Regions from separate parts of the Homo sapiens genome. Here region 2 is linked to region 1. Evidence: chromatin loops called from intact Hi-C (ENCODE). Cell type or tissue: OCI-LY7. All regions are shown on one strand. Each heading gives the region's core, and the rest is flanking DNA. Links, peaks and the distances in the headings are about the cores only. Region 1 overlaps DCP1A (decapping mRNA 1A). Region 2 overlaps CACNA1D (calcium voltage-gated channel subunit alpha1 D).

Region 1 (16,433 bases), core at 1,937-9,936:
GAGTACTCACAGGGTGCCAGGTCTTGCTCTAACCTGGGCCCACGCGATGCAGCAAGGGAGTAACAACAGTTCTCACAGAGCTTACATTTTAGTGGGAGACACACCTAAGCACTTTGAAAACACAGACAGCCTCAACTTTTTATTCCTAAAATGAGTGAATTAGTTGTTTAGATCTGTTTATACTGAAAAAATTAGTTCACTGAAACACATGATTCTCAAGGCTTCAGAAAGTCTGTAAGGCCCCAAAGTACACTGCAAATTAGTATAATATCAATATTATAAGACTATGGTATGATCACATTTCTACAGGAAAACAAACCCAGTTTTGTCCAGGCAAATGTTTCATCCATTTGATAAAAATTCTTGAATTTATCAGGTGCCAGGCATTGTGCTGTGACTGTGATGTGAAAAAAGAGGCCAGGACAACTGGTAAGGGCCCCCCCACCGGACCCCCGCACACACACACACAAGGCAGAGTTGCAGAGCTCAGTGGGAAGGAAGGCACTAGGAAGAGGAGTGAAACTGGGGAGGGATGAGGCGAGCTGGCTGGGGAGCACAGCCACTGAGAGCCACACGTGCTTCAGCACAGCTGGATCAGAGGCTGGGTAGGAGGGTGACAGGGAAAGAGAGAAGAAGCGGGCAGACTGCAGAGTATCTGAGACACGTTAGAGGATCTGGACTTTATCCACAGGGCAATGGCAACATGTCCAGGGGATGAGCCATCAGGCTTTATATTTTAGAACGTGCACTTGGTCGGCCACATAAAGGACAAATTGTAGGGGTGAGATTGAGGAGAGTCTGGACTAAGATACTGGCAGAGAAGAGGATGAGAACTGGAGTTGGAATGGAAGGAGTTGGTGGCTGGTCAGGTAGGAGCAGGGAGCCTAGAGGACACCCTGGTATCTGGGTATTGGGTGGTGGTATCACTGCCTGGGCAGGCCAGCCCAGCCCAGGAAGAGCACCTAGGGTTAGGGAGAGGGGGAAGCTGAAGTTAGTTGTGAACATGTCTGGAGGTCTCTGTGGGACATCTAGAACCTGGAGGTACTGACTTAGAACACAAAACGGTAATTTCATTTTGGGTTATTAAAACACAAAGATGGTAATACAAGTCAAGGGAGCAAAGGCATCCCCTCAGGAGGCTGCAGCGACACAGCTGTGATGTCCTATCAACCACCCACAGGCAGGGCCTGAAGATGACTGCCGCTGCCTGGCTCTGCTCCTTTCCAGCTGTGTGGCCTGAGGAGTGCTGTCCACTTCTCTGAGTCTCAGGCCTCTATAAAGTAGGGAGGTCTGGTGGGAGGCTGAAATGTATGGAACCCAGCACACAGGAAGTGTGTGTTTAATGTCAGCACTCCTAACAACATGGAAAGCGAATTTGCCAAGGCAGGGGCTCTCTTTCTCATGTATTCCCCAATCCTTGCCTTTCTTGCTCTTGGACTTGCCTACCCAAGTAATGGCACCACCACCCAGGACCACAGATCCCATCAGTACATGGCAGACACTCAACAGTGCTCTCTTCCAAAGTTCTTTCGGGGAGTAGGGGGAAGTCAGTATGAGGAGAGGGAGCTTAAGGCAAGAGATCCTGTGTCAGGAGGGGCTCCTGTCAGACAACAGAGAAAGAGGGCCAGCAGCGATGAGCATGCAGGCAAGTTTGCATGTGAAGGACAGAAAGTTAAGGGAGTGCCATTCTGTCTTCTCTCCCTGGTATGAGGACAGCATCATCTGCTAGGTGAGAGGGACAGGGCAGGTCTGAAAAAATGTAGTCAGTAAAAAGTAACTGTTGTGGAGGAAGAGGCAAGAACCTCCCACAGTTGTAAAAAAGTTGTAGCTTCATACCAAACCATTTCACCTTTAAAAATATTCAATAAAGAGATTCTACTAATGTTAGACTCTCACTTCAAATATAAGGCAGCATCAGTATCTAATTTTAGACCATGGATACAAAAAAATACTAAAGATCTTATATGGTTCAATTTCTTCATATTTTTACTTCTGAAAAAAACTGTAGAGTTTAGGGTCTGAAATAAAAGATACCTCAGCTGTTAACTGGGAAAATTACATCATCTTTCTTTTTCTTTCTCTTTTTTTTGAGACAGGGTCTCATTCAGTCAGACTGGAGTGCAGTGGTGTGATCACAGCTCATGCAGCCTTGACCTTCCAGACTCAAACAATCCTTTCATGTAGCTGGGACCACAGGTGCATGCCACCATGATCAGTTTATTTTTAAATTTTTTGTAGTGAGCCATTGAGCCCAGCATAATCCTTCTAATTTAGTTCCTTATCTGAAAAGCGAGGACATTGTGACAATGATCTCAGAACACTGTTGTGAAAATTAAATTCTCAATATAATGTCTGGTGCCCAAAAAGCATTAAATTGAAGTTGGCTTAAACTATAATCACATAAACACCATGTGGTCTTTTTTTTTTTTTTGAGACACAGTCTAGCCCTATCGCCCAGGCTCAAGTGCGGTGGCGTGACCTCGGCTCACTGTAACCTCCTCCTCCCAGGTTCAAGCGATTCTTATGCCTCAGCCTCCTGAGCAGCTGGGATTATAGGCGTGCGTCACCACATCCAGCTAATTTTTGTATTTTTTGTAGAGACAGGATTCACCATGTTGCCCGGGCTGGTCTCAAACTTCTTCTGACCTCAGGTGATCTGCGTGCCGCGGCCTCCCAAAGTGCTGGGATTACAGGCATGAGCCACCGCGCCCGGCCCACCATGTGGTCTTAATAGCAAGCATGGAGTACCAAACAAAAATTCATTAAATGCTCCTGGAATATCATATCCCACAATGCAAGACAACAACAAAACACCTGGTAAGATAACCAAGGCTAGGCTATTATAAACCTCCTGGTCACTCCCAATGCAAAGAATCATCAAGGACACAGCTGTCTGGTAATATTTCAAACCCATTCCATCTAGGTCAAAATAGACAACAAATTCTCCCTTGGGACAGACTTCTCTGTCCAGGCCACATAGCTGCAGACATGTTCACAGGTTCCATTTACTACACTGAACACTGTGACTTAGTCACTTGTGAATTCATGGCATCATAAATGTCTACTGACAGCACAATAGACATTTATCTCCCTATTTTAAAAAACTGTAGTAAAATATACATAAAACTTACCATTTTAACCATATTTAAGTGTAAAATTCAGTGGCCTTTAGTATATTCATGTTGTTGTTTTTAAGGTTCATCCGTGTTCCAACATGTATCAGAACTTCACTTATTTTTATGGCCGAATAATGTTCCAATGCATGTATATATGACATTTATTTATCCATTCATCCATTAATGGACACTGGAGTTCTTGAGATGTTTCCACCTTCTAGCTAGTGCAAATACTGCTGCTATAAAGACTGGTGTGGAAGTATCTGTTTGAATGTCTGTTTTCAATTCTTTTGGGTATATACCCAGGAGCAGAATTGCTGGGTCATATAGTAATTCCAAGTTTAACTTTTTGAGGAATCACCGAACTGTTTTTTTCCATAGTGCCTGAACCATTTTACATTATCACCAGCAATCCAACATGGTTGCCAGTATACAGCAGTATATGAGGTAACAGAGTATATGGAGCATTTTCCATATACTCTCCAACACTTGTGATGTTCCATTTTAATGATATTAGCCATCCTAATGAGTATGAAGTGATACTTCAGTGTGGTTTGAATTTGCATGTCCCTAATGACTAATGATGTGGAGCATCTTTTCATGTGCTTATTGGCCATTTGTATACCTTATATGGAGATTCCTATTAAAATCTTTTACCCAGTTTTGAATTGGGTTAATTCCTTTTTATACACATTATATGTTTAGAAAACAAATGGGTCAGGTTTCTTAGCAAAAAAAAGTATTGGAAAACAACACTAATTCTTTTTTTTTTTTTTTTAATTTTTGAGATGGAGTCTTGCTGTCACCCAGGCTGGAGTGCAGTGGTGTGATCACGGCTCACTGCAACCTCCACCTCCTGGGTTCAAGTGATAGTCCTGCCTCAACGTCCCAAGTAGCTGGGAATGCAGACATGCACCACCACGCTCAGTTAATTTTTGTATTTTTAGTAGAGATGGCATTTCACCATGTTGGCCAGGCTGTTCTTGAACTTCTGACCTCAGGTGATCTGTCTGCCTCGGCTCCCAAAGTGCTGGGATTACAGCCACCGTGCCTGGCCAACAAGACTAATTCTTATTAATGCAAATTAAACAGCTCATAACCACCCCATTCTATTACAGACATATGTATACAAACACACAAACCAATATTTAGGTATAAACTACTTTGAAAAACAGAGATCAGATTGGGTCTATGTTGCAGAAATTTAAGAAAAGGAATAATCAAATGGCAGGACATGGAGAAACCTCATCACAAAATACACCTGAGGCATAATCCAGACAGCAATTTTTCCTTGTCCAGTGAAACATAAATTAACTTTGAACAGCCAAAAATCTACTTTAAGTCAGGCAGAGTGCCTCATGCTTATAATCTCAGCACTTTGGCAGGCCTAGGCGGAAGCATTGCTTGAAGCCAGGAGTTTAAGATCAGCCTGGTCAACATATTGAGACCCTGCCTCTACAAAAAATTTAAAAATTAGCTGCACAAGGTGGTGTGCACCTGTGGTCCTGGCTGCTTGGGAGGCTGAGGCAGGAGGATTGTTTAAGCCCAAGAGTTTGAGGTTACAGTGAGCTATGATCAGGCCACTGCAATCTAGCCTGGGCAACAGAGTGAGACGTTGTCTCTACAAACACACACACCTACTTTAAATTAAAATATGAAACCACCATATGGTAGAACCCTGACCCCTGACTTTAAAAGCAGCAGAAAGTTTCTAGATTCTCTATGCTGCCTCCCTATAACTACTGCGAGGCCAGACAGATTCTCTAACTTTCTCTAGAATGGGGAGTATGGTAAAGCATTACAGTTTTGGAGGTTTTCTCATATAAGAGAGAATAAACGAATTTGTGATGGTAATAATGAATCATCATACACAGAATGCTTACTATGTGGGAGGCGATATGCTAAGCACTTTACATGTATTACTCTATTCATCTGCTAGAGTAGGTAAATTATTATTGCTACTTTATAGATGATGCCCAAATACAACAAAAGAACCAGACTCCAACTCAGTTCTAACAATACAGTCTACATTCTTAAGCAGTGTGCCACCATATGGAGATGTCAATTCAGCAAAGTATAGGTTACCTAATCACCTGGATGGTGATACTTACCTCCGGAAAACAGGTACAGCTAAGGTTTGAATAACTGAGGTGGCTACAGATCAAAATGCATCAACGTTTGGAAATACTATCATTTGGCACAAACCATGTTTTGGTCAATGATGGACTGCATATACAACAGTGGTCCCATAAGAATATAATATTGTGTTTTTACTAAACCTTTTCTATGGTTAAATATACAAATACCAGTGTGTTACAAGTGCCTATAATACGCAGTGCAGTAATGTGCTGCACAGGTCTGTAGCCTAGAAGCCATAGGCTATCCCATCGAGCCTAGGTGTTAGTAGGCAATGCCATCTTGGTTTCTTGGTTTGTGAAAGTATAAATACACTCTATGATGTTCGGAGAATGAAATCGCCTAATGACACATTTCTCAGAAAGTATTCCCATTGTTAAATGACACATGATTATACCTAACTGGTTGAATTTGTCATAGGAGCCTGGGTGAGCAGAATATTTCTCTTCACACAAATTCCCAAAAGTTTCACAGTCTCTGCATTCTTTTCTGTTTCTGATAAGAAAAACTGGTTGCCCTCCTCTAGTAGCTGGGCTTATTTATTCATGAATTAACCTTCCATCATCCACAGAAAAGGTAAAATGTTATTCTTTCCTCATGCTTGAACATGCTTCAAGTTAGGATTCTGAGTTTTTTAATACTTCATGTAGATCAAGTGTTAGTCTGACCGTTTAGCTCAGGAAATGGCATTCAGCGAGCAACAGCATGTACAGCACAGGACAAAATTATCATCTTCAGCATCAGGTTTAATATGGTTCACTCCTCATCCCACGGAGAATTGATGTTTAGAGAATTTTACATGTCTGTTTGGAGCTACTGGTCACTGCAGTGGGCACACTATAAGATAGGCACTATTCTTGAACATAGGAAACAAACAATAACAAAATACACTACAGAAACAATCCCAAGAAAAGTTTAAACAAGTGAATTATGCAACTGAAATGGAATGTAATACTATTAAGGCTTGACAGCAGTACTTGCTCCTCAGCACTAGATGGCAGTGTTACTAAACAAATGTAGTATCTGCCTGTGGCGGCTGATGATAAATTTAAACTAACTTTAGTCAATCACATGACTTCTGACAATATCCAGATCTCAGTATTTCATAAAATTTTGTCACTATAACCTAAATAATGGAGTCTTCCTCCCACCCCGAGATGGAGTCTTGCTCTGTCGCCCAGGCTGGAGTGTGGTGGCACGATCTTGGCTCACTGCAACCTCCCCCTCCTGGGTTCAAGCAATTCTCCTGCCTCTGCCTCCTGAGTAGCTGGGATTACAGGCGTATGCCATCACGCCCGGCTACTTTTTGTATTTTTAGTAGAGACAGGGTTTCACCATGTTGGCCAGGCTGGTCTCAAACTCCTGACCTCATGATCTGCCTGTCTCGGCCTCCCAAAGTGCAAAGTGCTGGGATTACAGGTGTGAGCCTCCATGCCCGACCAAACGTGAAGTTTTAAAAGTATATGAAAAATGACGGAATAACACATCAGCACTGTCTGTACCACTTGAGTTCTGTATGTCTACAGACGCAGTGCTATTGTTGAAAGGCTTAGCATCTATGGCTTGTCACACTCATTTTTCATCTTTCAATGGACAGTGCTTTATGACTTTTTTTTTTTTTTTGAGATGGAGTTTCACTCTTGTTGGCCAGGCTGGAGTGCAATGGCACAATCTCAGCTTACTGCAACCTCCGCCTCCCGGGTTCAAGCGATTCTCCTGCCTCAGCCTCTCAAGTAGCTGGGATTACAGGCATGTGCCACCACCCCTGGCTAATTTCTTTTCTATTTAGTAGAGATGGGGTTTCACCATGTTGGTCAGGCTGGTCTTGAACTCCTGACCTCAGGTGATCCACTTGCCTTGGCCTCCCAAAGTGCTAGGATTACAGGCGTGAGCCACTGTGCCTGGCTGATTCTTTTTTTTGTTGTTGGATTTTTGAAACAGGGTCTCCCTTGGTCGCCCAGGCTGGAGTGCAGTGGTGCGATCTTGGCTCACTATAACCTCCACCTCCTGGTTTCAAGTGATCCTCCCACTTTAGCCTCCTGAGTAGCTGTGATTACAGGCGTGCACCACCACACCCGGCTAATTTTTGTATTTTTATTAGAGACAGGGTTTCACCATGTTGGCCAGGCTGTTCTCAAACTCCTGGACTCAAGGGATCCGCCTGCCTCCACTTCCCAAAGTCCCGAGATTACAGGTGTGAGTCACCATGCCTGACCTTATAATTCTTAAGTCATTTTTTTCTGGTCCATTTCTTCCTTAGGGTCTCACAACAAATCTGCATTAGGCGGTACAATAATCCTTAACTTCATGATTCACAAAAGGAAGATGAAGTGATTCATGATTTAGAAAGGGGAAGTAGTAAGCCCACTGCACACTCCTGGATGATGATCCTAAATCCAGATACAGTAAAAATGGGGTATGGGAAGGTAGAATACAAAATTTGGTTTAAATTAATTATCTAAATATCTAAAAACATTTTTGGATACATTGTTGATGTGAATGTAAGACTGTACAGACTTCCTAGAAAACAGTTTGGTGGTTTCTTTCTTTTTTTTTTGAGACAGGGTTTTGCTCTTGTTGCCCAGGCTGGAGTGCAATGGCATGACCTCAGCTCACTGCAACCTTTGCCTCCCAGGTTCAAGCGATTCTCGTGCCTCAGCCTCCCGAATAGCTGGGATTCAGGTACCACCACCACCATGCCCGTCCAATTTTTGTATTTTTAGTAGAGACGGGGTTTCACCATGTTGGTCAGGCTAGTCTCGAACTCCTGACCTCAAGTGATCCACCCGCCTTGGCCTCCCAAGGCAGTTTCTTATTAAACTAAAACATGCAATACCAAATGACCTGACATTTGCACTCCTGGGCATTTATCTCAGAGAAATGAAGATTTATGTTCACATAAAAACCTGTACATAAATGTTCATAGGAGCTTTATTTGTAATAACCCAAAACTGAAAACAATCTAGATGTTCTTCAGTAAGTGAGTTGCCAAAAACAGTTAAACAAATTTTAGTACTTGCGTATCATGTAATACTCTCAGTAATAAAAGGAAACAAACTTGATACATGTAACAACTTCAGTGAAATGTTCAGGAATTATGCTGAGTGAAGAAAGACAATCTCAAGAGGTTATATATATGATTCCATTTATATAATATTCTTGAAATGACATTATAGAACTGGAAAATGGATTAATAGTTGCCAGGGCTAAACGATGGCGGGATCGGGGAGGCAGAGGTAGACGCAGAGGCAGAATAGGGTATGACAGGGAAGTCAGTGTGTTTATGAAAGGGCAAAACATCTTGGGGGTGATGAAAATATTTAGCATCTTGACTGTGGTAGTGGATATACAAAAAGCTATACATGAGATAAAATTACACAGAACTGAATATACACACAACAAAGGAAATCTGAACAACATGTGTGGATTGTGTTAATATCCTGGTTGTCATATCGTACTATATTTTGCAAAATGTTATCAATGGGCAAATGGGTAATGGGTACATAGGATCTTTCTGCATTATTTCTTACAACTGCATATAAATCTGTAATTATCTCAAAACAAAAAGTCTACTTAAAAACCTACGGATTTTATTTGATATCTGTTCTTTTATCAGACTATCAGTTATAAAGAGAACTAATTCAACAAATATTTACAGTGCTACATGCTAAGGATACAGCAATGAACAAGGCTCATAAAACTGCCCTTCTTTCCCGTAAGAGACAGCTTAAAAACAAAAAAACAAAACTGTTTTACATGGTGCTTATATTTTGGTGGGCAGGAGACAGACAAAAAACAAAAACAGAAACCATCTTAGCTGGTTAGAAACCTTAGTGAGAAAATAAAGTACAGTAAGAGGATGGAGGTGAGGAAGGGTTGTTTTATTTTATTTATTTACTTATTTATTTTGAGCCAGAGCCTTGCTCTGTCGCCTAGGCTGGAGTGCAGTGGCGCAATCACGGCTCACTGCAACCTCCACCTCCCGGGTTCAAGCAATTTCTCCTACCTCAGCTTCCCGAATAGCTGGGATTACTGGTGTCTATTACCACACCCGGCTAATTTTGTATTTTTAGTAGAAACGGGGTTTCGCCATGTTGGCCAGGCTGGTCTCGAACTCCTGACCTCAGGTGATCTGCCTGCCTTGGCCTCCTGAAGTGCTGGGATTACAGGCATGAGCCACTGCACCTGGGAGTTTTATTTTATTTTTAAATTAAATTAAATTAAATTAAATTTTTGAGACAGGGCCTTGCTCTGCTACCCAGGCTGGAGTGCAGTGGTGTGATCATGGCTCACTGCAATCTCAAACCTCCTGAGCTCAAGCGAGGCTCCTACCTCAGCCTCCCAATTAGCTGGGACCACAGGTGCATGACATCACGTCTGGCTAATTTTAAAATTTGTTTCTAGAGAAGGGGTCTCACTATGCTGCCCAGGCTGGTCTCTAACTCCTGGGCTCAAGTGATCCTCCTGCCTTGGCCTCCCAAAGAGCTGAGATTACAGACGAGAGCCACTGTGCCTGTCCAAGGGGTGTTACTGTTATTATTTTTTTCTTCCTTGAGACAGAGTCTTACTCTGTTGCTCAGACTGGAGTGCACTGGTGCAATCTCGGCTCACTGCAACCTCTGCCTCCAGGGTTCAAGCCATTCTGGTGCTGCAGCCTCCTGAGTAGCTGGCATTACAGGCACGTGCCACCACACCCAGCTAATTTTTGTATTTTTAGTAGAGACAGGGTTTCGTCAATTGGCCAGGCTGGTTTCAAACTCCTGGGCTCAAGCGATCTGCCTGCCTCAACCTTCCAAAGTGCTGGCGTTATAGGTGTGAGCCACTGTGCCTAGCCAAGGGTTATTTTAAATAGGGTAGTCAGAGAAGGCCTGACTTATGGAGGACATATGAGGCTTGAGGGAGTAAAGGGAGCAAGCCCTATCTGGGAGGAAAGTATTACAGGCCAAGGGAACAAGTGCAAAGGCCTGTCTCGAGGCAGGAACATATCTGGCACATTTGGGGAAAGACAAGAGAGCCAATGGGACTGGAGCCAGGTGAGCAATGCAGAGTGACAGATGAGGCCTGGGGTAGAGGGGCCAGATAAGGTAGGGCCTCGTGGGCCACTGTCATGATCCTGGCTATGATTTGAGTGAGCTCGGACACTGCTGGAGGGTTTTAAGCAGAGGAGTGCCATGATCTGACTTATGTTTTGCAAGGATTACTCTGGCTGTTGGGTTAAGAATAGGTAAGAAGCAACCAGGGAGCAAAAGATGGGAAACCAGGTAGCAGGCTACTGCAAAATCCAGATTAAACAGTTACTCGGATCATGACCTAGGAGGATGTCATTATGTTGCTGCACATTTGAACCTTGACACAACTGACAAATCAAACTTGCACTCATTAGAATCCTTACTGAATGTTACTCTTTGTTACTTAGGACAAAGCTAGAGCTTTAGCTGTACAAACCTTATCCTGTGACCCGGAGGGCATTTCTTCTAGAGTCTCGGTGCTTCCCAGATTGGAGAGCTGAGTGCTTGGCTGTAACCCAGGGCTGGAGATATTTGAGTCACCCATCTGATTCTTTAAAAAGTTAAAAGAAAAAAATATATCTTGTGAAAAAAATTTGCTATTATTTGGCTCACAAAACAGCATCTGAGGTTATCAAAAATGTTATTTTTTAAAAAGAAGAAGAAAAACCAACCTCAAAATGTTTGCTCTGTACTCCAATGTAAATAACATGCAATAAAATTTCTAGAACATTGAGCACCTAATTTTAGACAACAGTGTTGGCCACAACTGTTATTTTTATCACCTTTTTAAGAAAAAGATAATGGTATTACTTTATCACATATTCTTTTAATCTTATTTATTTGTTTTTCCAAGATGGAGTCTTGCTCTGTTGCCCAGGCTGGACTGCAGTGGCGCAATCTTGGCTCACTACAACCTCTGCCTCCTGGGTTCAAGCGATTCTCCTGCCTCAGCCTCCCGAGTAGCTGGGATTACAGGTGCAAGCCACCATGTCCAGCTGGTTTTTCTTTTTTTTTTTGTATTTTTAGTAGAGACAGGGTTTCAGCATGTTGGCCAGGCTGGTCTCAAACTCCTGACCTTGTGATCCATCCACCTCGGCCTCCCAAAGTGCTGGGATTATGGGTGTGAGCCACTGTGCCCAGCCTGATTTTATTTTCAAATAAAAGCTAACATATGGTGAAATGAATTTTTAAGGGGGTGTACAGTTCTATTTATGTCCCTATCAGCATAATCAGGATACAAAACAGTTCCATCATCCAAAAAAAAATTCCCTTGTGCTGTCCTGTTGCAGTCATGCCCTCCCTCCACTCCCGGCAACTAGGTCTATTCTCTCTCACTCTAGTTTCGTCTTTTCAAAGATGTCATATAAATGAAATATAAGTAGAATGCCAGCTTCTTGCACTTAGCATAATGCCTTTAAGGTACATCCAAGCTGTTGTATGGTATTAATAGTTCACTCCTTTTTATTGCTGAGTAGTATTACATTATATAAATACGTGAGTGTTTAACCATTCACTCACAGAAGCACATCTGTGTTGTTTCCGTTTTTTGGTAATTATGAATACAACATCTATAAACATTGATATAGGTTTTTAAGTGGACAAAAATTTTTTTTTCTTTTTTTTTTTTGAGACGGAGTCTCACTCTGTTGCCCAGCCTGGATTTTAGTGGCTTGATCTCAGCTTACTGTGCTCTCTGCCTCCCAGATTCAAGCAATTCTCTTGCCTCAGCCTCCTGAGTAGCTGGGATTACAGGCGCGCGCCACCACACCCAGCTAATTTTCATATTTTTAGTAGAGACGGGGTTTCACCATGTTGGCCAGGCTGGTCTCGAACTCCTGACTTCAGGTGATTCACCCTCCTCGGCCTCCCAAAGTGCTGGGGTTACAAGCGTGAGCCACATCGTGCCTGGCAAAATTTGTTTCTCTAGGGTAAATACCTAGGAGTGGTACTTCTTGGGTCATATGATAAATACATTTTTCTTCTAAAAGTTTTATAGTTTTATATTTTACATCGATGACACATTTTGAGTTGATTATTCTCTAAGATGTTATTAGGTTAGGTTTTTTTTGTCGCATATGGACATCTAATTGTACTAATATTATTAAGTTACCATTAATGTGCTCATGACATTAAAAATGAAAATAATCTTGTTCTTAAAAAGAATCCTCAAAAAATGATCAGACCAATAGATGGACATGGAATTATGGGTTATGAATTCTTGAATATTTGTGCTATCTGATCCGGCATCTGATGAACATCATCCATGCCAAAACCGACACCAAAAACAGTTCAGAAAATGCAAGATATGAGATTTTTTTAAAAAGCAGCCCTAAACTCAGTTCACAGACAGATTTTCTTGATACCATGCTACAGACAATTAATGCTTATCACAGGAGTAGGTACTCAAATATTAAATGGATGGCATGTGTTTTTTCCCACCCAAATGACTTAATCCTTATATTATTTCAGAACATCATTTACTCAGTGTTATCAATTTGAATAGCGGCGGAACATTTGGTGAAAGCCTATGAAATATCTCAATCTTTTAACATGCCTCTGTTTGCAACATCACTATCAACCATATCAACCCCATTATGTGGAATGCTTGGAACTGAATTATATTACAGAAAATATAAAGTTAAAATATTGTTCATAACAAGTTCTTAAAACAGAAGGTATAAATGTTCAGAAACATTAAAAAGTTGGGGCTGGAAGCAGTGGCTCCCAGCACTTCAGGAAGCTGAGGCAGGAAGATCACTTGAGACCAAGAGTTCAAGACCAGCCTGGGCAACATAGTGAGACCCCATCTCTACAAAAAATAAAAATAGAGACCATCCTGGCTAACACTGTGAAACCCTGTCTATACTAAAAGTACAAAAAATTAGCCAGGCGTGGTGGTGGGCGCCTGTAGTCCCAGCTACTCGGGAGGCTGAGGCAGGAGAATGGTGTGAACCCAAGAGGCAGAGCTTGCAGTGAGCCGAGATTGGGCCACTGCACTCCAGCCTGGGCAACAGTGCAAGACTCCGTCTCAAAAAAAAAAAAAAAAAAAAAGCCAGCCTGACCAACATGGTGGAGGCTGAGACAGGTGGATCACTTGAGCCCAAGAGTTTAAGGCTGCAGCAAGCTATGATTTTCTTTTGCTATTTTTTTGTAGAGATGGGACTTCACCAACCATGTTGCCCAGGCTGTTCTTTTTTTTTTTTTTTTTTTTTTGTGGACTGAGTCCTGCTCTGTCACCCAGGCTGGAGTGCAGTGGCGCAATCTTGGCTCACTGTAACCTTCGCCTCTTGGGTTCAAGTGATTCTCATGAACCTCAGCCTCCCTCAACCTCCCAAGTAGCTGGGACTATAGGCACATACCACCACACCCAGCTAATTTTTCTATTTTTAGTAGAGATGGGATTTCACCATGTTGGCCAGGCTGGTCTTGAACTCCTGACCTCAAGCAATCCACCCGCTTCAGCCTTCCAAAGTGTTGGGATTACAGGCGTGAGCCACCACACCCGGCCCCAGGCTGGTCTTAAACTCCTGGACTCAAGCAATCTATCTGCTTCAGCCTTCCAAAGTGCTGGAAGCCATATGCCACTGCCCCAAGCCCCAGATTTGTAATTTTTAGAGACAGGCTGGATAAGGTTGCAAAACCTTATCGGCAATAACTGAGAGCTGGGCTGTAAATGACCCTTTACATACGAACTAGCTCTCAACCTGCTTCAGTTCCACCCGGCCTGCTTTACTCACTACCATGGCTTCCCTGGCTCTTGGGGCATTTGATTTGCAATTCTTAAGTATAAGCAATAAAACTGGCTTATATTGTTAGGTTGTACTTTAATGAAAGTTCTCAAGAATTTAATGTATTTCTGATACTTGTGCAGGGCCTTTCTTGGAGATTTTGTGTTTGTTAATAACAGCATCCAGTGTTTGTAAAAATGAGGGAAAATGGGCAATCAGACAAACCTGCTGGAGGGTGATTTTATAATATTTGGTAAAAATCTTAAAAACATAAAAATGCTTTGATCTACCAATTCCATTTAAAGTAATTTATCCTAATAAAAAGTTAATGCTGTACATGAGGATTTTACAAGGATTTAGCTATAAGGATATATCGCCAAGTTCTTAATAGAATTAGAGAAGCCTAGGGTATCATTTATATAATGCACATAAGGAAAAATACACAGCTATAAATATCAGTTTTTTCAAAAACTTCATTCTACCAAAGGAAATCTCATAGGGATTCTCTGTGAGATGAATAGTTACTGTCAATAAAAAAGATAGTTATTTGGAACAAAACAGGTTACCAAAGAACATTAATAAATCTAATGTACACAAACATACCACTTACACTTGGACATATTTTTGCAAGGATACGTAACAAAGTATTAGCAGTGATTATTTCTAGGTGGTAGAACTATGATATTTTCTTCTTTTTGTTTACTGTAATTTTTGAATATAAAACGTTCTCTGTAAGCTGTTTTAAAAAAAGAAAAAACTTTTCTATAGTTTATACTGCTTACATAATAAGAAAAATAATGGTGTTCATGTTTATTTAGGTATTTATTTATTTTTATTGTTTTTTGAGACAGGGTCATGCTCTGTTGCCCAGGCTGGAGTGCAGTGGCAGAATAATAGCTCACTGTAACTTGGAGCTGTTGGGCTCGTGATCTTCCCACCTCAGCCTCCAAACAGCCAGGACCACAGGTGCACACCACCACACCTGGCTGATTTTTAAATTTTTTATAGAGATGGGATCTCATTATATGTTGACCAGGCCTGTCCTCAATCAATTCTCCTGCTCCAGCCTTCCAAAGCGCTGGGATTATAGACATAGCCACAGCGCCTGGCCTATCCTATTTTTTTCTTTTCTTTTTTCTTTTTAAGAAACAGAGTCTTGCTGTCACCTGAGCTGGAATGCAGCAGTTCAATCATGGCTCACTGCAGCCTCGAACTGCTGGGCTCAAGTGCTCCTCCCGCCTCAGCCTCCGGAGTAGCTGGGACTACAGGTGTGTGCCACCATGCCTAACTAATTAAAAAAAAATTTTTTTTTGGTAGAGACAAGGTCTTGCTATGTTGCCCAGGGTGGTCTGAAACTCGTGGATTCAAGCAATCCTCCCACCTCGGCCTCCCAAGGTGCTGGAATTATGGGCATGAGTCACTGTGTCTGGCCTCTATTTTTTAAGAACAAAAATACCCTGGACTTTAAAAAACTGTTTTGCAATTAAACTAAAACCAAACAAACAACCATCCGCACCCCCCTGACCAAAATCCAGGATTACATCCTATGGCTAGAAGCAACTCATAATGGGCCAAGTGTGGTTTCAACTATCTTTCTTTACATAAAAAATAAGAAAGTTGAGGCTAGGTACGGTGGCTCACGCCTGTAATCCCAGGACTTTGGGAGGCTGAGGCGGGCCAATCACGAGGTCAAGAGATTGAGACTATCCTGGCCAACATGGTGAAACCCTGTCTCTACTAAAAATACAAAAAATTAGCCGGTCATAGTGGTGCATGCCTGTAGTCCCAGCTACTCAGGAGGCTGAGGCAGGAGGATCACTTGAATCTGGGAGGTGGAGGTTGCAGTGAGTCGAGATCGCGCCACTGCACTGTAGCCTGGCAACAGAGCGAGACTCCATCTCAAAAAAAAAAAAAAAGGAAAGTTAATTAAAAGATATTATAGAAGTGCAATATCTTTCTTTTGAAGAAAATGCTTATTATACAGATTTTTAATTTTCAAACAGTCTCTAGGCTGGCCACAGTGTCTCACACCTATAATTCCAGCACTTTGGGAGGCCAAGGCGGGAGGACAGCTTGAGCCCAGGAGCTTGTCAAGATCAGCCAGGGCAACATAGTGAGACTCTATCTCTACAAAAAATAAACAAAATTATCCAAGCATGGTGATGCATGGCCTATAGTCGTGGCTAATTGGGAGGCTAAGATGGGAGAATGTCTTGAGCCTGGGAGGTAGAGGCTGCAGTGGGCCAAGATTGTGCCCCTGCACTCCAGCCTGGGCAACAGAGAGACCCTGTCTGAAAAAAGAAAAGAGTCTCATTATTACAAGTGCTCATTCAAAAGTCTGAAATTTCGTTCATTATATCATACTCAGCAGATAGCGGAGACTCAGAATCAGGATTAAATCCCAACACTGAGGCCTAGCTTGCACCCCTGCCCTTGATTGCCAA
Region 2 (16,433 bases), core at 5,067-13,066, 210 kb after region 1:
TTGGGATTGGTTTAGAGGCAGCTGAACGAAACTTATTTTTCATCTGTAGTAAATACCTTTCATTTAATGTGAATGGTAAAATCAAAGGGCAGACGCTGAAATGAGTTGCAAGGCTGCATGTATCTGGAAGCTGCTGGTTTTCTTTGCCTGATAGCTCCATGGGAAAGATGCAGTTGAGCGATAGAGTGAGATCCAGGGCCAGCTTTATGTATGATGTTTCTGCCTGTTACCAGTTACCTAGTAAAATTATGACTTTTTTTGGGGAAGAAACGTGGCCATCCCCATTGATCCAATGTGTCTTTGTTCTAGATAGTATGTAACTCAGCTAGTTTTGGGATTTGGAGACTACCTTGGGGGGCAGAAGTTTTCCCAGGGATAGTTTTTGTTCTTTATTTTTTTAAAAATATAAACACTCTCAAGTTTCTCTGCAGCTTTCGTTTATGGACTTGCAGGGCTAGTGGAGGCTGGAGTCATGGAAACGGTGCAACTCAGTTCCCACAGTAATAGCCCTCCTAGTTCAGTCAATAGCAGTATTTCCTCAGTTCCACTTACTGAAAGCAAATACCATTGATTTTATTATTATTTTTTTTTTAGCACAGAGGAGGGGAATGCCTCTGTATCAAGTGTCAGAGTGGGGATGATTACAATATCATACTTCACTGTGATGAAAAATGCTTTATTTCATATCATTCAGTTTCTTATAAGCAAACCGACATGGTTGAACAGTTTTGAGTCTGTGTAATCTGTTCCTGGTACTCTTCCTCCCGGTGCTACCTCTTACTTCTCTGGAGTGTGGAACTGCTTGAAATTAAAAATGTCCAGAATGGAGATCTTCATCTGCCAAGTCAGACCTTCTTTGATCCCTACTGATGGCTGCACTCACCTCTAAGCCATCTCTGAACCAGCACTAAGCGCCCGGAGGCAAAGGCCCATGGCCCATGTCTCTCTATCCCCTTATCTAGCAAAGTGCCTGATGTACCAGGTGCTTTTTATTTGTTTATTTGTTTTTTTTTTTTTTTTTTTTTGAGGCTCTGTTGCCCAGGCTGGAGTGCTGTGGTGCAATTTCGGCTCACTGCAAGCTCCGCCTCTGGGGTTCATACCTCTCTCCTGCCTCAGCCTCCTGAGTAGCTGGGACTACAGACGAGCGCCAACATGCCTGGCTAATATTTTTGTATTTTTAGTAGAGATGGGGTTTCACCGTGTTAGCCAGGATGGTCTCAATCTCCTGACCTTGTGATCTGCCCGCCTCGGCCTCCCAAAGTGCTGGAATTACAGGCTTGAGCCACCGCGCCTGGCCTATATGCACATCTTTATCCTCTGGAGCGTCTTCAAAATACAGTTAATAGTGAAGCATTCTGAATCCCCAGCCATGCCTGATGCAGTGGTAGGGGTATACAGTAGATGTTCAGTAAATAAGTATTGCTGATGTGCACCAAGCGAATGACTTTCCCAGGAGAAGCGCCACCATCATTCCTTCCTCTGAGCCATGTTTCAGATTTTCTTGGGTGGCAGGTCCCTTTGTGGATTTCTTGCAGGTCCTTAGCTGGGAATGAGTGGGAAGGTGTACGTGTTATTCCTGAAAAGCTTAGGGTCTGCGGCCCTTCTTGTGCACCTCTGCTTAAAAGAGCCCACAGTGTTGGCTTTCATAGCAGAGCAGTCTAGGAAATTTTGTACTCTGGTTCCAGGGCTCAGAGTAGCAAGAGTGCTGGGACCTGTCTGAGAAGCAGTGCTGGGCTGTGGATGCTTGCCTGTGGCACCAGATGCCTTACAGTGGCCAGGAATGCTGCGGGACAGTCTACTTTGATTGCTTTCTTTCCTCCATGGCTGAGATCTGAGTGTAGTGTTAACTGGGCTTAAAAATCAAGTCCGTTGTATCTGCATGGTCACGTAGTTCGGCATCTCATGGCTTTTGCACCTAGAGGTGTGAACCATAATACCTGAAACACAATTTCATAACCTGGCTCCTTGGGCTTAGCCTATATGGTGGAGGTTAGGTCTGTATATCATCAAGACTGTGTCTTTGCATGGTTGTCATTCTGTTGGAATTGAACTTTCTTATTTCTGTAGGCCTAGGTTCTGTCTATTCTTCTCAGACAGCTCATATGCTGCTTCTTCCCTTCAGCCTTCTCTGATACTTGTCCACTCCCCGCCTGCCTACATCTGAGTACTTGCTTTCCCTCTGGACACCCCTGTGCCCAGTCCAACTCTCCTGTACAGACACCAGCCCCTTTCCCCTGGTTTATAACTGTTGTGGGAAGTGGCGTGGAGTGTGATGGTCTGCTCATGGGCTGTGGGGTCTGACAGCCTGACTCTTTGGCTGATTAGCTGAGTGACTTTGGATGGAACTAGAATATGAGTTCCTAGAGGCTGAGACTGCAGTCTGATTTGGGTGTATAGCCTTGTGAACTTAATCCTGTGCCTGGCACACAGGAAGCACATCAGGAAATGCACGTCAAATGAGTGAATAAATAAATGAATGACCATACAAGGACTCCATGGTATATTCTTGTAGATCATTAGTTAATTATCAACAATTGGCTAATGATTAATGTTTGCCTGAGAGGCTGACTTTTTGTCCATTAGTAATGACATCCCAGGAAACACCTGGCAGAGTTCGTCTTTAATTTCAGGAGTATATCTTTCTTTCTTGGCAAATTTAACTATTAAAGAGAGAAGAAAGACAAGTACTTGATACTTTTTGAATCTGTAAGTTATAAACCTGTCTTCTGTATTCAATGTTGTATATTAGCCACATTGCAGATGATTCTATTTGGATGGATGTGTGACTGTCACCTTTCACATAAAAATTGATTGAGCCAGTCATAGTGGTATGTGCCTGTAGTCCCAGCTATGTGGGAGGCTGAGGCAGGAGTCTTGGTTGAGCCCAGGAGTTTGAGACTGTAGGGGACTATGAGTGAGCCACTGCACTCTAGCCTGGGTGACAGAGCAAGACTCTATCTCAAAAAAAAAAAAAAAAAAAAACAAAAAAATGTGGTAGAAGGGGAGAGAGCCTCAAAATGACCAGAGTAGATGGACTCGTGTAGTAAAACTTTACCCAAAGTTGGTTTCCTAATGATATAATGTGAAACAGTCTATGTGCTATACAAATAATTATATCTCTTTTGTTAAGCCTTACGTCATTTTGACAAAGGCTTTACTTGATTGAGTATTGACGGCTTTTCCAAAATAAAATCCAGCTCTTAATTGAGATTTGTGGCTGGGCATAGTAGCTCATGCTTGTAATCCCAGCACTTTGGGACACTTAGCAGGGAGGATTGCTGGAGGCCAGGAGTTCAAAACCAGAATGGGCAACATAGTGAGATTCCATGTCTCCCCCCGCCAAAAAAAAAAAAAAAATTAGCTGGGTGTGGTGGCGTGCACCTGTGGTCCCAGCTACTCAGGAGGCTGAGGTGGGGGGATTGCTTGTGCCTGGGAGGTCAAGACTATAGTGAGCTGTGATTATGTTACTGTACTCTAGCCTGGGTGACAGAATGAGACCCTGTCTCAAAAATAAAGGAAAAAAAGAAGAATTTAGGTTTTTTACTATTAAAATTCCATAAGAGGAATTCCAGTGGGGGTCCTTGCTCATTTGGTTTGTTTTTTTACAATGTGAATATCATTATTTTATAGTCATACCTTATACAACGAACCTCCCCATCTAGACCCTTCACTAGTGAGACTACCTTAGGGTGAGGATATTTGGGTATATTAGAGTATTAGCCAGAACTCTTTGGGTTACAGATTGTGGGAATACAACTCACTCAAATTGGCTTAGCTGAAAAAAAAGTGCGTATGTATGTACAATTTATAAACTCAGTTAACCAAAGAGTCCACTGGGTAGAAATGGCATCAGACACAGCTGGAAAGGGGGGGCTGAAAAGATGTCACCAGCATTCTATCCCTGCCCTGCACCCTCGGGTTTCTGAGCCAGAGTCTGACTGACCTCTAGTAGGTCAGCCTCACGTTGCCTATGTGTACATCTTCCTCAGCTCATTTTGAGGAGGGCATGTGGGGACGTGCATTTCTTTCTTTTTTTCAAATTTTATTTTATTTTAAGTTCCGGGATACATGTGCAGGATGTGCAGGTTTGTTACATAGGTAAATGCATGCCACGGTGGTTTGCCGCACCTATCAACCCATCACCTAGGTATTAAGCCCTGCATGCATTAGCTATTTATCCTGATGCTCTTCCTCCCACATTTCTTTTTTTTTGTTTTTAGCATTTATTTTAGGTTTGGGGGTACATGTGAAGGTTTGTTACATAGGTAAACACAAGTCGCACAGGTTTGTTGTACATATTATTTCATCACCCAGGTATTAAGCCTAGTACCCAATAGTTATCTTTTCTGTTCCTCTCTCTTCCCCCACCACCCCGCAACTCAAGTAGACCCAGTGTCTGTTGTTTCCCTCTGTGTTCGTAAGTTCTTATCATTTAGCTCCCGCTTATAAGTGAGAGCAAGGCATTTCTTTCTTAATCTCAGCTTAAGTTCGGCATTTTAACAATGATTGCATCAGAAACAGAGACCTCTGTAGCAGATTGGTGGGTAGTTTTCTTTTTTTTTAACCTTCCTCATTGGTGTTTGTTTACTTTTTAACTGTCTGACAAATGTGAAAAGTACCCAATACAGGGTGACAGCATGCCCAGCAGTAGAGACACTTGGGTGTTAAATACCAGTGGCGGTGGGGACACGCCCCAACAGACCCCAACAGCTTCTCACCAAAGAAAGTTCCTAAAGGAATGGAAGAGGTTCTAGAATTCTGGAGGTGGGGTGTACAGGGAGGGACCATGTGCACTGTTACTGTTGAGTGGACAGATGTGCAGAAGGGAGGGGTGTCGGCGGGTGTCCCTGCCCCAGCAAGGGTAGAGGGCTGGTTAGCAGTTGATCCAGGAGTAGATGTTAGCATCCCCACCATGCAGCTACAGGATGTGGTCCTCAAGTCCTGTCTGCTCATGTGATGGAAATAAGGAGAGTGGTGGAGGCGGGGGCCTTCCTTTTTTAATTCAGGTGAGATTGGTATTCTCCCAGCTGGGGTTCCTGTGGGCTGTAAGGGTGTTTGGCTGGGCAGGCAAAGCCGGAAATGGGTGGTATGGAGGAAGAAACAGAATAGCTGAAGATGGGATGAAGGAGGAACTGCCTGAACTGATCAGTGAGCTCCACAGCCCCCTCTGTGTGTGTGTGTGTGTGTTTGAGAGAGTAAGAGAGAGCTCATGCTCATGAGTGTGTGAGTTAGGGGAAAGGTGGAGGTGGGCATTGTTGACACAGGCCTTGCAGGACGAAGCCTTCCTTTGGTGGCTTTAATTAAGCAGGGCCCCAGACACTGCCTGGGCTGGAGAAAATGACTTTCTTCTCCAGAACTTCAAAGCAATTATTTTTGCTAATTTTTTCCTTCCTCCCTGTTAGGTGAGTGGTAGTTTTAGAAATCACAGGACATCTGTTGAAATTATTGAATGAGTGAACGCGAGGTGAGGCTGGAGGGAATCAGGGGCTGACCCGAGGGAGGGCGGGGAGGCAGGTGCAGACTGCTCAGTGAGTGTGGTGGGATCCCGGTCTTGGCTGGCCCTGTAGGAGCCCAGCCAGGGAAGGCAGGAAGAGGTGGCCTAGGTTAGCTTTGCCTGGGGATTCAAAGGGGCCAGGCGAGAGGCTCATGCTCTTTCTCCTTCCCTTTCCCTGCCATGCTCATCTTCTGAGGGCTGACGCTGAATCCTTTTCCTGTGTCCGTCAGGGATTCCTGCATAACATAGACTCACAGATACTTTTTTACAGCTATAAGAGGACGTATTTATAAGAAAGGAAATTGAGGCAGCTTTATTCAACAAATATTGATTGAGACCTCCTGTGCAGAGCACAGCAGCCCTGTGTTTCTGCCTTCCAGCCCGCTGCTGTGGCTCCCCATGCCTTGTTGTGAAGGAAAACCTACAGTGTGGGGTTGGAAAACAGCCAGATTTGTTTTCATATTTTGCATTCTTACTATAAATCATCACTCAAAATTGACACAAGTAATACATGAATACATTGTTTCAAATAATTAAAACAATACAGATAAAGTAACAAACCCCTTTACCTACCCAACTCCTTCTAATTACAATGATCAGTTCCGTGTGTCCCTTCCGAATTGTTTTTCACAGCGTGTGTGTACGTATGTATATATCACCTGTGCATTTTGAAACATAAATACAGTTTGAGTATTTTAAATTTCGTGCAAGTGGGAACATGCATTCTATGGCTTCCTTTTTCCCACTCAATAGACCTTACAGACCTTTCCATATCTGTATGCAGAAATCTAACAACTTCATAGTTGGTGTAAAATATTCCATGTATGAATGTACCACAGTTTATTTGTTTTCTTTGTGATGAACATTTAGGGTAATTCCAAAAGTTTTACTGTTTCAAATCATGCTGCATTGAATATCCTTTTGTATGCTTCTTTGTGCATGCAAGAAAACGTTTGTCTGGGATGACAACTCAGAAGTAAACTCTCCGGGTTGGAGGGTATGTGCGTTTTTAATATCCATGTTTATTGCCACATCATTCTTCACTAAGCCTGTACTCTTTTACCTCACACCACATCTCACTGCCTCAGCAGTCATTTCACTCTGCAGAGTGACCTCATGTGTTCTGTATCTTAGGCTGTACAAAAGGAAGTCTTGGGGGTTGGGTCTGGCCTCTCTCTGGGATGTTAGTAGCATCTGGAGCATCTGGTTAGAGTAGAAAGTCCACAAACCTGAGCCCTAGATTTTAGGAATCTATTTTGCACCAGTGACCAGATAAAAGGCACCAAAACTTATTCTTGTCTCCCTTGCTTTCAGTCCCAGGTGCTTAGATACTATTGTTTCTTTTGAGTGAAATATTCATTCCAGGTAGCTAATAGGTAAATAAGTTCCTAATACAAAAACTGAGTCTTATTTTGGAACGTTTGCTTGCTACGGACTGGTTTCATGACAAATACTGCCTTTATGTCCCTGTTAGTTGGGGAAGAAGAATATCCAATCCGGTATGTCTCTGATGTCCCGTGTTCTTATTATCTGTTTTATTTTCACACACAGTAAAATCTCGCTATTATTATGGTGTTTAGGGTTTGTGCCCTTCTTATTTCCGAAATCTCTGAGGTGGTTTAGAAAATAGAATTTGATGAAAGTGGGACAATGGGGAATGGAAGCAAAGTCTACTTGCCAGGGTGCTCGAGGGGAACTGATTGCTGACACCTGGACATGGAATTGGCCTCAAGGTTTCCCAGCAGCGGCGGCGAAAAAGAGTACATCCTGACACACAGGGTTTTTATCCTTTCGACAAAGGGAAGCAGCCACGCTCATTCAGAGCAGCACTTTCTAGGAAGCACATCCAAGGAGGAATCTCCAGCGCAGGTCCTTGTGTAAGGTACATTGTTGGAGCACAATGAGCCATGTCTTCGCCGTGCTTTTGTCGGGGTCAGAAATGCCGCGCAAGCAGATGGTCCCTGCATTCATGTTTTTCAGGGGTCAGGGTACGACATTAAACTGTGGTATAATGAAAATGGAAGTACTTCTCATTTCTATAAAAACGCTGCTTTTTGATTATATAAATTAGTATAGGATGAAAGCTGGGAAGATGAAAAAAGAGTAGTTTAACATAGCCATTATTTAATCATTCATAAAGTACTTTTTAAAGCATTTATTACGGGTAAAATATAGTCCCATTAGACACATTCCCTCTTTGTGCTAACTTGGTTTAACTCAAAATACAAAGGGATACAGGAATTTATGCAAAGAACATCCTCCCCTGCCCCCGTAAAACCATATTTGAATATATGTGGTTTTATTATTTTACTCTAATGTAATTTAAATAAATGACCAATATTTTTAAAAATAAGAAATCCTTGAATATTCTTCAGTAAATAGATAACAACAGGGTATAATGAAACACTGTTTATATTTAAATGACTGCTTTGAAACGGTGTGAAAGCAGCTTAAATGGGTAAAATGCTGCCCTTTTATGTCAGTAATTAGCCCCTTGGTCTTTTTTCACGATAATGCAAAATTGTACTTCTCTGTAGGCTTACACAAATTCTGAATTATTGAAATATAAATTAATGGTGAATCTTTCTAAAGCTCTTTTCAGAATTTTTATCTGGTGGGAGTGAAATTAAAACATCCAAAATTCTAAATTAGAATGTGGCAAAGTAGAGACAGCCAGCTAGAATTTGGTAAAAGACAGGTGTTTAATAAATCTTTTCCTAGACATCCATGGGTTGGTACTAGTGTGGTGGGGTAGAGAAAGCTTTGGCGTGTTTTAGGTTGGCCAAATGAATCAGTTAATTGATGTTATTAAAGCCAGGTGGGACAATAGTAGGTTAGACCGCCTGGTTTTGATTGACCCTGAATGAGGAATCACAGACATGATGAGGTTGGGATTGGAGAGGACATCAGAAACCTCCATATGGGTCTGTTCCTTTTTCAGACCCGCCAGCATGACCTGCCCTGGGTTACACAGTGAGAGACGAACCGCATGGGGATGTAGGGCAGAGCATCTGTCTCCCAATCTGTTTTCTTCCTACCCACCTCAGTTACAACTATGACTCCAGGTTGAAGTTGGGCATCTCCTATCTGACCAAGGGACAGGGTCTAAGAACAGCAGGGGCAGTGATGACAAAAGATTGTCTCTTTAAAGCAAGCTGGGCATTGAGTCAACTTTTCATTATCTCTTCAATTATTTTCTTTGTGTAGTATTAGGTCGGTGCAAACCTAATGACGGTTTTTGCCATAATACATCTTCCGAAAGATAGTTTCCATCACCTCTCCCTCCCCTGCTTAATTTCATAAAATACTTTATTGCTTTCTTCATACATACCAACCTGTAGAAATCATTTGACCATAGATTGCCACATTTATTTTATGGAAATAGCCAGGGCACAGGCCAGCGGATGTAGTAGGGCAGGAGAGAATCAGCAGAGCTGGCTAACAAATGCAGTGGGTCTTTCCTCAGTTTCTTGTTTTTGTGTGGTTAGCTTGCCCTGTCTTTCTGACTATAACTGGAGGCACAGTGGTTATTGCCTTTGTTACTAGCTGACATTGGCTGACATTGCTGAGCTAGGTGGGCTTTCTATATAGGGTCCTGTGCTGAATAACAGTGTTTCAGTTCATCAGCCAAGATCAAAGTCGGTGGTCCCATAAGATTATAATGGAGCTAAAAAATTCTTGTTGCCTAGTGACATCGTAGTCATTGTGCCTTTGTAACATTGTAGCACAATTACTTTATTTTAAAAATAAATTTGGTAGCCAGGCGTGCCTCACACCTGTAATCCTAGCACTTTGGGAGGACGAGGTGGGCAGATTGCTTGAGTTCAGGAGTTCGAGACCAGCTGGTGAAACCTCGTCTCTACCAAAAATACAAAAAAATTAGCTGGGCGTGGTGGCACACGCCTGTGATTGCAGCTACTCAGGAGGCTGAGGTGGGAGAATCACTTGAGCCTGGGTGATGGAGATTGCAGTAAGCCGAGATTGTGCCACTTTATTCCATCCTAGGTGACTGAGACCCCGTCTGAAAAAATAAAAATAAGTAAATTCAATGTAGTCTGAGTGTACGGTATTTATAAAGTGTATGGTAGTGTAGGCTTTCACATTCACTCATCACTACTGACTCACTCAGAGCAACTTCCAGTCCTGCAAGCTCCATTCATGGTGAGTGCCCTCTACAGGTGTACTGTATTTTGGCTTTTATACAGTATTTTTACTGTACCTTTTGTATATTTAGATACAACTGGTGTTATAATTGCCTATAGTATTCAGCACAGTCACATGCTGTACAGGTTTGTGGCCTAGCAGCAACAGGCGATCCCATATAACCTAGGTATGTAGTAGGTGGTACCATCTAGGTCTGTGTAAGTACACTCCGTGTTCACACAGTGATGAAATTGCCTAACAATGCACTTTTCAGGACCCTGTTGTTTATACCTGTTGTTAAGCTATGCATGACTGTAATCTCCTCTAATTCCCATTTAATCTTTACCATAAACCCACAAGGGAGATACTGTTAAAAAAATCCTCATTTTACAGGTGAGGAAACAAGGCTAGAAATGGTTATATTGCTTGCACGAGGCCGTGCTCCTGGTAATTGGCAGGGCCAGGATTCACACCCGGACTTCTGACTCAAGCGCCCACGCTCAAGTACTAGGCCATGAAAGGGAGTCCAGGCTCACAGGCTGATGATGCCTAAACACCAAGCGGAGGAGGGTATGACCAAAGGGCAGAGCCAGAGAGGAGACCATGGGGGAGCTGACGGCAGAACCTTTTGGGGGCGTGGGGGGTGGGGGTCTCTCTGGCTAGGCTTCACATTCATGCTTTTGATTAGTGATTGGAACCAAGGTCTGGGGACTGGCATAGAAACTTTCCAGGTTAGGATTCAGTCCCAGCTTTGCCTTTCACTGGCTCTGTGACTGGGTCAAGCCCTTTCTGCATCTGCTCTTTCTCTGTGGAAGAGGAAATAAAATGGCTAAAGGTGTTATCACAGGCCCTGGCTCCTAGAAAGCACTGTGCTGTGAGCCAGAGGTTTAAGATGGGCTTCAGCCTCACAGCAGTCCTGTGAGGTAGGTGTCGTTAGCCTTAGCTGTAGATGAAGAAACTGAGGCTTGGGAAGACCAGCCGGCTTGCTCTGGGGCACCTGGTGAAGAGCTGGCTGGATGGAGGATTGGATAGTGATGGGTCCCTCCTGCCATACTAGAAGAGCTTCCTGGACAGTTTGCTTGGATTGGAGTTTAATTTCTAAAGCCATTTTTTTAGGTGTTCTTACCAGACTGAGCTAGTGCATCTGTCCCACCGAATAGCCTAAGACTTTAGTGGTCATAGAGGGTTTTGCAGCGGATCTGGTGAAGAAATGAACTGAAAATGAGCCTGCTGGCCATAGGAGGGCCTAGACCTGGACCATACCCCATCATCATTTAGACAATAAAGGGTGGTTAATTCCCTTGGAACACCAAGGACAGAGAGGGGGCTAGTTTAATGGTCAGGATCTGATTCTGCTGCAGCTAGAAGACTGAAGCCTGCCTCTACATGGTGGTCCGGGGTAAAAAGTTCAAAGCTCAGCACACTACCCACAAGGCTTGGTGGTTTCTTTACGTGTGACTTTCTCAGCCGACTTGAAATCCACCAGGTGTCTCTTGTTCTCTGCTTGGCCCAGGTGGGAGCCCCTGATTGTCTCTTGACTTAAATGTTGCTCAGAAGAGGAAATAAAGCAGGAGCTAAGGAGCACAACGATGTCAGGGGGATTCTGGCCCGATGGTCGTGCAGTTCCTAGATTTGGAGTCGTGAAAACAATCACTAACACCTGCGTGGTCAGGGACGGCCTATACGGCACTTCATCATAGGGTCTGATTTTTATCCTCACAGCAGCCTTGTGAACATTGCTGATATTTGACACACCAGGCAGCCAAGGTGTGGGGCAGTTGAATGACTTGCCCAAGAGCAAACAGCAAGTAAGCAGCAGAATTAGGATGTGGACCTCTCCTGCCCTTTCTGCCACACTGTGTTCCTCGTGTCATGGAGTCCTCCCTGCAGGTCACTCGGGTAAGAGACCAAGGCTCACAGATGGGAGCTGGCTTGCCAGAGCTAGGGCTCCTCAGGACCCAGGTGATGGGCTTGCTTCTCTGACATGTGGTCCCTGACCTCTGTTTTCTCACCTGTAAGATGGGGATCATAGCATTATTAATAGTCATGTTGTTGAGAGGATTAAAGGCGATTTTGCAAGGGAACCCTCTGTGAACAACAGATGCTGGCCCATTGATTTCCTTGTGCATCTAGTCCCACTTTCTCAGGCATTTAGGCTCTGCCCTGCTCTGGCTCTCTCTCTCTTCAGCCTTCCACCGTATCAGGAGAGTGGAGACTCTGGAGGAAGACAGATCTTGGTTTGGTTTCTAGGTTTGATGCTGACTGACTGGGTTTGGGAATGAACAAATGATCTCACCTCCCTTGGTCTGGCTTCCTCATCTGTAAAACAGAGATAATAATTCTCATCTCACTTTTCATGTGGGATCTTTGTGAGGAGTCAATACAAATAATGTGCGAGGGAGCTCTCATTTACCAGAAGGCATTAGTTAACTGGTCAAGAATAGTTCAAGAGAGTCTTACCTCCCAGTGAAGTTTAAGGTTTGGCAGTATCTGAGCACTGGGGGAATCTTTTCCTATACCCCCCTTGAAGTGCCATAGGGTTTTGAGAATCAGTCACACGGCACACCTGTTAAATCCCTGTGTTCTTCCATGATTGCTGCCTTTCTTTGCCTTATGATTTTTTCCCTTATTGTGGCCTAGTCCACGGAGGTTGGAAAGAGGAGTGTGCCCTTCCCTTCCCTTCCCTTTCCTCAGCAAGGGGCTAGTTTCTACTCATAGCTCAGGGCTCACCCACAGCATAGCGCTGTGTGGAAGCCTGGTGGGGGCACTGGGTGAGTGGTGCTGCAGCAGAAAGGCCTCCTGCTGAGACGCTGAGGTCAGCATTTTCAGCGGCAGGGAGCCCTGTGACTGAAAGCAGAAAGACCAAGTACAGTGTGAGGACTCGGGTTGGTGTTTGTGGCCACATTGATGGCTTCATGGAAGTATGTTCCCCTCTGTGCAATGAACTAGTAGGGCCTGTGTCTTGGGGCCTGCACCTTTTGATTGCAGGCACCAGGCCCAGCATTTTTTCTGTGTTGCCTATCTGGACGACAAGCCATACGGTAGTTACTAGCGTCCCCATTTTGCAGGTGAGGCAGATGAAGCTAGGAGGCGTTAACTTAAATGACTCTTTGCTGAGGGAATAAACCCATAAGATGACAAATGAGGTCTGTGGTCACTTTCTTCACTGTTGCAGTGCTGTGCCCAGCACTGAGTGTGAGGGATGTCATGGAGAGAATGCTGAATTTGGAGTCCGGTGGCCTGGCTTTGAGTCCCTGCTCTGTAACTTTACTTCGTTGTGACCCTCACTTTCTTCATTGGTCATAAAGCAGGAGGTAAAAATTTAAATGAGATCTGTGTGAAAGCGTTTTATAATCTACGAAGCTATATACACATGGGCGGCATCATCCTTATGGCTGTCTGTTGAGAGAGGGCCTCGAGGAGAGGACTTGGCTTCATCTTGCCTTCTAATCCCTCACTGCAAGGCCCTGAATCCTAATCCCTCACTGCAAGGCCCTGAATCCTAATTCCACTCCATCTCTCCATGATGCCAGTGCCACATCTGGGACCTACGCAGAAGAGTCATACCTGCCAGCACAGCTATGGTGATTGTGCTTGGGAAGAAGTTGAAGTTGCAGAAGGAAGGTGGTAGAGAGGGACTGAAAGAGCCAACCAGGCCAGAGCTCGACAGGACCCTCCCTCCTTCCCTACCCTTCAGACAGGAGCTGCATCACCATTTTCTTTTCCTTTTCTTTCTTTCTTTTTTTTTTTTTTTAGACAGAGTCTCACTCTGTCACCCAGGCTGGAGTGCAGTGGCAGTATCTTGGCTCACTGCAACCTCTGCCTCCCAGGTTCAAGCGATTCTTCTGCCTCAGCCTCCTGAGTAGCTGGGGCTACAGGCGTGCGCCACCACACCCAGCTAATTTTTGTATTTTTAGTAGAGACGGGGTTTCACCATATTGGCCAGGCTGGTCTCAAACTCCTGACCTTGTGATCCACCCATCTCAGCCTCCCAAAGTGCTGGGATTACAGGCATGAGCCACCGTGCCCGGCCATGCATCACGATTTTCAAAGGCCAGCTTCCTGACTGTTCCTTGAACTCCTTGAGATAGGTATTTACTGTGCTTGTGACATGCAAACTGCAAATAATTCTTGCCTCATAATGGATAGGCCTGTAACCCAGCCAGCCCTCTAGGCAAGCAAATGTTATTTCCTAGTTTTAAGTGTGAGCTTAATATGTGAATTAATTTCACATCTTCATCCTCTTCCTAAATCTGTCTTTGTTTTGTCTGATGAATAACTGAAGTAATGGATTTGGTCACACCACTAGCTGGGTAGCCACCTGAGGCTGGAGTTCTGATATGTGGGTCTTGCCTGCTTTCTCTGCACTGTGGCTTTGCACGTCGGGTGCTGAAGCTGGGGAGCTGGAATCAGCTGGTGTGTTCTCTGTAGAACTGAGAGGACTAGCACCCTGGGGTGGAAGCAGCCCTGCCTTCTGAACCACAGACTTGCTTGTGTTTGATCTTATGCTGTTTTCTTACTATTTCTGATAAGAATGTGAACTCCTTGTGAGCAGGGACCCAGTGTCCCATTTCTCTTAAATCCTCTACAGCTGCTGGCATGGGATGTTTGGTAAATAATAGACCATTTAATGAAGCATCACTCTGTCTGTACCAGGCACCTTGAAGTTGCTTTGATTGCTTTGCCTGTTTTCCTAATAGGTGTCCGGTGGTCTCTCTTTCCAATGCAGGAACAGAGTGCTGGAGGTAGAGACTGTGATTGCTTAATGAAGATATCAGAACTTGCACAACCCACACATAGGGCTCCCATCAAAGCAGTAGTTCTAGGGCTGCAACCTCTTCCCAAAGATGTTGCAACACTTGTCTTCAGAGCCAGTTTCTGCTTTTCATTTTCCTTTGCTTCTGGCTAAAAATGGGATCCTGTTGTCACTGACCTTACTCCCCGTCTTTTCTTTAAGAAACTCTTGAGTATTTGTAAGAAAATCAAATCTATCTTCAAATAACCAAGTTTTCTTATCTTTGAGAATCTTGAGTGCAATGTGTCATGGGCTCTGAAGGTCTTACGTTGAGGAATGGCAATATTATCAGAATTACGTGTCCAGCTTCCCAAGCTTACTACTTTGAAGGAACACATATTTACACAATTCTGATGTGTTTATTAAACAAACAGCTTTACCACTTCGCAGTCACGCTTCTCTAAGTCTGCAGTCTCGTCTGGCCTGACTTTCTCCTTGTGCCAAGAATTCCTTCACCTTTTCTCTTTAGCCTTTGGCCCCAGGAAAATGGGAAAGTAAGATATTTTACTCCTGGCCAATGCCTGATTTTTAGAAGCCTTCCTCACTCCCTGGCAAGGCACATTTTCCTGTTACCTCAGAGTAAAGAGACTCGGTTCTGGGGTTCTGCATAGTGATGCTACATGCCTGACCCTTGCTAGGGTTTGAGGGTCCTTGGGAACTGATGCAATCGTAGAAGTCACAGCTGTCATTCAGGTTATTTACAGAAGTAGACAGAATTGCTTCACTTGCCAGCAGGGCGTCTTGAGCTTGACTCAGAAGGATATGTAAGTTTCTGCTTTTTTTTTCTTGCCTGTTTCAAAAACGCATTTTTGATACCAGGAAAGTTAGACAATTTAATCTTATCTGTAGCAGAGGGAGCTTCATCCTTGCTGTGTGAAGCTGTGCGAGACGACAAAGACTGTTGTAGAAAGAGGCCTCTTGCTTATAATTGAAGCATCTTTGACCTGAGTCAGTGTTCTGCAGCCAGGATCAGATAATCAGCACTGGTCACTGGCACCTGGCATTGGGACCTGGAGGCAAAGAATAACAGAATTAATTGGTTTCCAGTAAGTAGCAGGGATCATGGCATGTTCATACTTTTTAAAAGAAGCCTTATTGAGATTGAGATATAATTCACACACCCTATACTTAACTAATTTAAATCATACAATTCAGTGTTTTTTACTATATTCACTGTTAAGCAACCATCATCAAAATCAACTTTAGAACATTTTCATCACCCAAAGAAACCCCATACCTATTAGCTGTCACCCCATTTTCCATTCTATTCCCCCTCCCTAGCCCCAGCCCTAGGCAATTGCTAATCTGCTTTCTGTCTGTGGATTTACCTATTCTGAATATTTCATATAAACGGGATCATACAATATGTGTCCTTTTTGCCTGGCTTAGCATAATGTTTTCAAGGTTGATTCATACTATCGTGTGTATCACTACTTCATTCCTTTTTATGGTAGAATAATCGTCCACTAAAGGGACATACCACATTTATTTATCTCTTCATCAACTGATGAACATTTGAGTGTTTTCCCCTTTTTGGCTATTATGAATAATGTTGCTGTGAACATTCATGTGCAAGTATTTTGTGAACTTAAGTTTTCAATTCTCTTGGCTATATTCCTGGGAGTGGAATTGCTAGGTCATATGGTAACTTTCCCATTTTGAGGGACTGCCAAGCTGCTTGCCAAAGCAGCTGCGCCATTTTACATTACCACCAGCAACATGTGGAGGTTCCAATTTCTGTACGTCTTTGCTAACACTTGTTATTGTCTATCTTTTTAATTATAGCCATCATAGTGCATATGAAGTGGTATCTCATTGTAGTTTTGATTTGCATTTCTCTGATGACTAATAATAGTGAGCATCTTTTCATGTGCTTATTAGCCGTTTGTATCAAATCCTTTGCTCATTTTTAAATTGAATTTTTAAAATTATTGGTTTGTGGCAGGGCATGGTGGCTCATGCCTGTAATCCCAGCACTTTGGGAGGCCAAGGCGGGTCGGT

Evidence for each region. Hi-C counts contacts between places; a loop is a spot of excess contacts. Peaks named below come from ENCODE experiments on the same cell type or tissue, not always from the same donor. Only the 100,000 strongest peaks of a DNase experiment are listed, where the experiment ranks them.
Region 2: a loop joins it to region 1, with 3 times the contacts of the local background. A loop is called at or near these places in 8 of 110 quality-filtered maps.

Annotation. Positions count from the first base shown.
Region 1 is chr3:53,293,480-53,309,912 of GRCh38, forward strand. DCP1A (decapping mRNA 1A) reads right to left here. Exons shown (of 10, transcript NM_018403.7): 6 at 10,698-10,811. LOC107986087 (a long non-coding RNA gene) reads left to right here. Exons shown (of 4, transcript XR_001740702.3): 3 at 377-429; 4 at 2,097-2,396. Among named protein-coding and RNA genes, the nearest start is that of SNORD38C, 31 kb to the right of the region's middle. RefSeq lists enhancers at 666-1,167, 1,168-1,667, 8,186-8,355. In OCI-LY7, for the core only: a CTCF peak has its summit at 6,238 (motif pointing right); a DNase peak (open chromatin) is centred at 6,262.
Region 2 is chr3:53,504,112-53,520,544 of GRCh38, forward strand. All of the region lies in intron 3 of CACNA1D (calcium voltage-gated channel subunit alpha1 D), which reads left to right. Among named protein-coding and RNA genes, the nearest start is that of CACNA1D, 18 kb to the left of the region's middle. RefSeq lists an enhancer at 7,732-8,233. In OCI-LY7, for the core only: a CTCF peak has its summit at 9,669 (motif pointing left); no DNase peak of the experiment used is centred there.